Regions from separate parts of the Homo sapiens genome. Here region 1 is linked to region 2. A link is a contact called in ENCODE Hi-C or POLR2A ChIA-PET data. All regions are on one chromosome and are shown on one strand. The core of a region is the stretch at or near the end of the contact, and the rest is flanking DNA. Distances in the headings are between cores, read along the strand shown. Region 1 has its middle 15 kb from the start of AZGP1. Region 2 holds the start of PTCD1 (pentatricopeptide repeat domain 1).

Region 1 (2,950 bases), core at 239-2,738, 550 kb before region 2:
CAGGCCCACTGGCAGCCAGCAGCACAAGGCGGAATCCCAGGAGCACGGGAAACAGGAGGCGCCCCACGGGGGTGGAGTGCCAGCTCTCCTCCGCCAGCAGCCACCACCTCAGGAACCTGCCACACATCCTGTTAGGGAGTTTTAAAAAAAGATTATTACACGTTATTGATTTTTTGTTTTTAAAGACCTCTGTTGCCCAGGCTGGAGTACAATGGTGTGATCATAGCTCACTGCAGCTTCCAACTGTTGGGCTCAAGCAATCGTCCTGCCTCGGCTTCCTGAGTAGCTGGGACTACAGGTGCATGACACCACGCCCAGCTAAGTTTTAATGTTTTTATAGATATGGGGTCTTGCTATGTTTCCCAGTCTGGTCTCAAACTCCTGACTTCAAGCAATCCTCCTGCCTCGGCCTCCCAAAGTGCTGGGATTACAGGTGTGAACCATTGCACCAGGTTATGAGTGATTTATTTTTTATTTTTTGAGACAGAGTCTTGCTCTGTCGCCTAGGGTGTAGTGTAGTGTCGCGATCTCTGCTCACTGCAACCTCTGCCTCCCGGCTTCAAGAGATTTTCCTGCCTCAGCCTTCTGAGTAGCTGGGATTATAGGCGTGCACCACCACAGCTGGCTAATTTTGTGTATTTTTAGTAGAGATGGGGTTTCACCATGTTGGCCAGGCTGGTCTTGAACTCCTGACCTCAGGTGATCCACCTGCCTTGGCCTCCCAAAGTGTTGGAATTACAGGCGTGAGCCACTGTGCCGGGCCATGTATTGATTTATGACTTTGCCTGTAACTTCTGCTTCTCTGCCTCTAAAAACCCTTACCTACAAGCCATTGGGGAATTTAGGTCTTACACTTGAGCTGGCTGATTCTCCTTGCTTGGCACCCTGCAATAAATGCCTCAGTTTCTCTCACTGGAATCCACATGTCAGTGTTTGCAGCACCCGGTGGTTGGACCCAAGTTCGATGAGGTAACAGACGTCCACTGGGTGTGCTGTAATCCCGCGGAGGTTTTCCTCCATAATAAAAGGCAGGAATTGGCTGGGCGCCGTGGTTCATGCCTGTAATCCCAGCACTTTGGGAGGTCGAGGCGAGTGGATCATCTGAGGTCAGGAGTTGGAGACCAGCCTGGCCAACATGATGAAACCCCGTCTCTACTAAAAATACAAAAAATTAGCTGGGTGTGGTGGCGGGCGCCTGTAATCTCAGCTACATGGGAGGCTGAAGCAGGAGAATCGCTTGAACCCAGGAGTTGGAAGTTGCAGTGAGCCGAGATCGCGCCACTGCACTCCAGCCTGGGCAACAAGAGTGAAATTCCCTCTTAAAAAAAAAAAAGACGGCGAGAATTGTGTGAGTTGTGCGAGGAAGACCGGATGACCGTTATCTCATGGCCTTTGCATCCAGGCTTTGAGCCAAATTCTCAAGGACTGGATCCTAACACTTGGCTGCAACTATTTCCTTGACCACTAGGGGGCAGGCAAAAGCCATAGCGAATCCGGCCTAGCGCTGATTGGAACCTGCTTGAGAAAAAGACCTCTTTGTTTAAGCCGGCGGTCCCCAATCTCTTTGGCACTAGGGACCGGCTCCGTAGAAGACAGTTTTTCCACGGACTGGGGAGGGGAATGGTTTTGGGATGATTCCAGTGCATCCCGTTTATTGTGCACTTTATTTCTATTATTATTACATCGTAATATATAATGAAATAATTCTACAACTCGCCACGGTGTAGAATCAGTGGGAGCCCTGAGCTTGTTTTCTTGCAACTAGATGGTCCCATCTGGGGTTGATGGGAGACAGTGACAGATCATCAGGCGTTAGATCTCATAAGGAGCGGGCAGCCTACATACCTTTCTTGCACAGTTCACAATAGGGTTCGTGCTTCTGTGAGAGTCTAATGCTGCTGCCGATCTGACAGGAGGTGAGCTCAGGCGGTAATTGGAGCAATGGTCGGGGGGTGGGGGAGCAGCTGTAAATACAGATGAAGCTTCGACCCTGCAGCTCACCTTCTGCTGCGTGGTTCGGCTCCTAACTGGCTATGAACGGGTACCGGGAGTTGGGGACCCCTGCCTTAGACTATCTTGTCTCTCTCTGGTGGACTCTCCTGGGGATAGTTCCCAGGTAGGCTGGAGGAATGATGCACACTGAATCAGGCAAAAGACATCAATCAGATATAGCAAGGTATACATATGTTAAGGTCCTCTTCAATTTCTCTGAGCTTTGCTTTTTCAAACTTCTTTCCCAGTAGAATTCACTGTCCCAGCCAAAAGGTTCTTCGTGGTCGTCAGAAATATTTAGTGCTTTCTATTGCCTTTGCTTACGTATTTATTGATTCATCCAGAAATTATGTATTAATTACCTATTGTATTAATATGTGTATTTATTTATTTATTTTTGAGACACGGTCTTGCTCTGTTGCTCAGGCTGGAGTGCAATAGTACAATCATAGCTCACAGCAGCCTTGACCTCCCATGCTCAAGTGATCTTCCTGCCTCAGCCTCCCAAGTAGCTGGGACTACAAGTGTGTGCCACCATGCCCAGATAATTTTTTATTTTTTTAAATGTAGAGACAGGGTCTTGCTATGTTGCCCAGACTGATCTGGAACTCCTGGCTCAAGCAATCCTCCCACTTTGGCATCCCAAAGAGCTGAGATTACAGGCATGAGCCACTGTGCCCGGACCTATTGTATATTTGATTCTCTGGTAGGCACTGGAGACTCAAAAGAACAGGGAATGTAAAATCCCATTCTGCATGGAAATCTTTTGACCTCGACTTGGCAAGCTGTCTTAGGCCTCCACATCTCTCTGAAATCCGAATTGCTCCAGGAAGTTTTCCCTGAGTATCTCAGTAGCCCTGTGTCCCTCTCCTCCTGCCCCACACCTGCCCAGGACTTGAATCCTGTGGCTTCTCTCTCCTCCTTTATCATCATCCATGTCTCCTGTTATAGATGAGGT
Region 2 (2,942 bases), core at 36-2,535:
AGATTTCAAGTATGTCCAGATAGGAAAGAAGACACAAAGAAAACTACTGGTTTCTTTTAAAGTACAAGATATCCCACCGAGTAGGAGGTGGGAAGCCAGGAGCCACCATATGAAGGGGAGCAGTGAAGGGAGTTCAGGCCAAGGGTCCACACCAGCTGCTGGGTGTGATGAATAACTCAGAGTTGGGGTCCAGAAAAAAGTAGGGACGGGCCAAAAACTAGGGATGAGCTCCCAGGAGAGTGAGTCCTAGAAGGGAGTTTGAGAGTCTAGCTGGGGTCTCCTACAGAAAGGTGGTCCTTCCCTCAGCACATCTCCTCCAACCGCCTAGTTTTGATGAAATCAAGAAGAGACGCTCAACGTAGCGGGTGTGATATCCTAGTACTCTCCTGCAGTTGGGAGAGTGTTGAGGGAGAGTTCCAATCCAGGATAACCCACCCTTATTCAAGAATTAAGCGAACAGACAAGGTCTACCCTCCTACAGATTACCTTTGAACAGCCGCAGAGGGCCAAAGATCCGAGGCAGTGAACTCCTGAGTCCGAGTGAGGGTAAAAGGAGTCCCCAGACGGTGGAAATGGGGGCCTGGGAGTCAGGAGTCCTGAAACCAAGGGGAGCGTCCCGGGATCCAGAAGAGGAGGTCTCAGGATGGAGTGGGAAGAGTCTCGGGACCACAGATGAGGGAGTTCGGTAACTAAAGGGGAGGATCCCAGGACCCGGAGGAGGTGGGAGGGACTCTCAAGACCTAGAGGGAGGAGTCCTGCGACCAAAGGGGAGGGGTCCCAGGATCCAGAGGAAGCCGGGGGAGGTCTCAGGACCGAGGCGAGGGAGTCCCGGGATCACAGAGGAGCGGGTCCCGGGTTCGAGTCGCTCTTGCCCTCCCGCCCGGGCCCCGCGCTCACTGTCCATGCCGGGGAAGGGCAGCGGCTGCGCCCCCAGCTGCTGCTCCACCGCGATCTCCAAGTCAAACTTGATGTGGTCCACGCTGGCGATGATTTCCTGCATGGCGGCGGCGGCGGCCCCACCGGCCCGGCTCCCCCTCGGTCTCCTGCAGCCTTCTCGCCTTTACCCGCCGCCGGCCCCGCCGCACACACTCCTCCTTCGCTTCGCCTCGCCGCCGCCGCCGCCGCCGCCCGAGGGATGCCGGGAGCGCCCGGAGCCCGCGCCGGCCCTTGCGCCTGTCCAGGCACTGCCAATCGAGACTCCGCCGTTCCGCTAGTCCCAGCTAGCCGCCAGCCGAACACCGGCCTCGCCAGAAACCTGAAACCAGCCGCGTGAGTCGGCGACGCGGATTGCGCCTGCGCGCTTGGGGAGAGGGGGACCCGAGGAAGAGACTGGTTCGCCGCGGGGACCGGGCAGGGCTCCCCGTCGGAGTGCACTGCGCCGGACACTTCAAGTGAGTTCCTGTGTGATCCTCGCAGGAGCCCCGGGACCCGGGCCAAGACACGCCAGAGGGGAAGGAAGTGCCCGAGCCGGGATTGGAGCCGGGGGCGTCTGAGGAGGGAAACTGAGGCTGCAGAAGTCCGTGTGGAGAGGGGTCGGCGTTGGCCTGAGGGTCCGGGTGGGCCTCTGAGGAGGGGCGGGTCTCTCCGAGGAAGGACGGCCGCAGCGTGTCTCTAATTCAGGGTTTTTTCTCGCTCTGTGGCCCAGGCTGGAGTACAGGGGTACGATCATAGCTCACTGCAGTCAACTTCTCAGACTCAAGCGATCCTCCCACCTCAGCCTCCCGAGTAGCTGGAACTACAGACGCTGCACCACCACACTTGGCTAATTTTTAAAATTTTATTTTTAATTTTTGTAGAGACGGCGGGGTTGGGGGGGCGGGTGGCGGGTCTTGCTATGTTGCCCAGGCTGGTCTCGAACTCCTGGCCCCAAGCCCAAAGCGATCCTCCTGCCTGGGCCTCCCAAAGTGCTGGAATTGCAGGCATGAGCCACTATACAGCCTAATTCAGGGTTTTTTTTAACCAGGGTGGGGTAATGAGCTTGTGTAGGAACAAAATGCACCCCTATTTTTCTCTATGTGAAGTATAGCATTTCCTTTCCTGATTGCTGGAGCAGCCTTAGCAGTGCCTGAAACTGTGAGGGTGAGTGTAAATGATAGTTCCAGATAACAGTTTGTGCAGGGCCAGGCATGGTGGCTCACACCTGTAACCTCAGCACTTTGGGAGTCTGAGGCGAGAGGATCACGTGAGGTCAGGAGTTCGAGACCAGCCTGGACAGGATGGCAAAACCCCGTCCCTACTGAAAATATAAAAATTGGCCTGGAGTAGTGGCGCGTTCCTGTAATCCCAGCTACTTGGGAGGCTGAGGCATGAGCATGGCTTAAACCCGGGAGGCAGAGGTTGCATTGAGCCGAGATTGTACCACCCCACTCCAGCCTGGTGACAGAGTGAGACGCAAAAAAACCCAGTTTGTGCAGCAACTACAAGGTGGTATCTTAAGCTGTCACTTACATTTATTACTGCTTTGAAATTATGATAGAGTCGGCCGGGCGCGGTGGCTCACGGCTGTAATCCCAGCACTTCGGGAGGCCGAGGCGGGCGGATCACAAGGTCAAAAGATCCAGACCATCCTGGCCAACATGGTGAAACCCTGTCTCTACTAAAAATACAAAAATTAGCTGGGCTTGGTGGCATGCGTCTGTAGTCCCAGCTCCAGGGGAGGCTGAGGCAGGAGAATCGCTTGAATCCGGGAGGCGGAAATTGCAGTGAGCCGAGGTCACGCCTGAGGACAGAGTGAGAGACTGTCTCAAAAAAAAAAAAAGAAAAGAAAAGAAATTATGATAGGGTCTTGTTATTTCATGCATTGAAAATAAGCATCTATACTAGTATAGCAGAAATTTGTTTTTAAAGCATTTTGATGCCATTTCAATATCATTGCTTTTTGTTTTGTAATTCTGTGTATTGTAATTAATGCACGTAAGGCAGGGCATGGAGGCTTACGCCTG

The links. A loop is a pair of places that touch in the nucleus more often than their neighbours do. ChIA-PET counts read pairs that join two places held with the same protein, here RNA polymerase II (POLR2A). Pooled maps may share reads with other maps.
Region 1: a map of CD4-positive, alpha-beta T cell shows a loop between it and region 2 (2.9-fold over the local background). The contact joins the enhancer-like site here to the promoter of PTCD1 in region 2. A Hi-C loop is called at or near these places in 1 of 168 maps with a recorded cell type or tissue (CD4-positive, alpha-beta T cell) and 5 of 50 pooled maps. POLR2A ChIA-PET finds 5 or more read pairs at or near these places in 1 of 52 experiments (OCI-LY7).

What each region holds. Positions count from the first base shown.
Region 1 is chr7:99,989,574-99,992,523 of GRCh38, reverse strand. It overlaps the pseudogene LOC100128334. Among named protein-coding and RNA genes, the nearest start is that of AZGP1, 15 kb to the right of the region's middle. Within about 2 kb of position 1,488, at least 3 of the 41 ENCODE cell types and tissues checked have a DNase peak (open chromatin) inside an H3K27ac peak, as active enhancers do.
Region 2 is chr7:99,437,141-99,440,082 of GRCh38, reverse strand. It overlaps PTCD1 (pentatricopeptide repeat domain 1), which reads left to right and starts at 1,285. Exons shown (of 8, transcript NM_015545.4): 1 at 1,285-1,391. All of the region lies in intron 2 of ATP5MF-PTCD1 (ATP5MF-PTCD1 readthrough), which reads left to right. CPSF4 (cleavage and polyadenylation specific factor 4) reads right to left here and starts at 1,140. Exons shown (of 8, transcript NM_006693.4): 1 at 898-1,140. The coding sequence starts at 1,000. RefSeq lists a silencer at 846-1,145 and an enhancer at 1,406-1,695.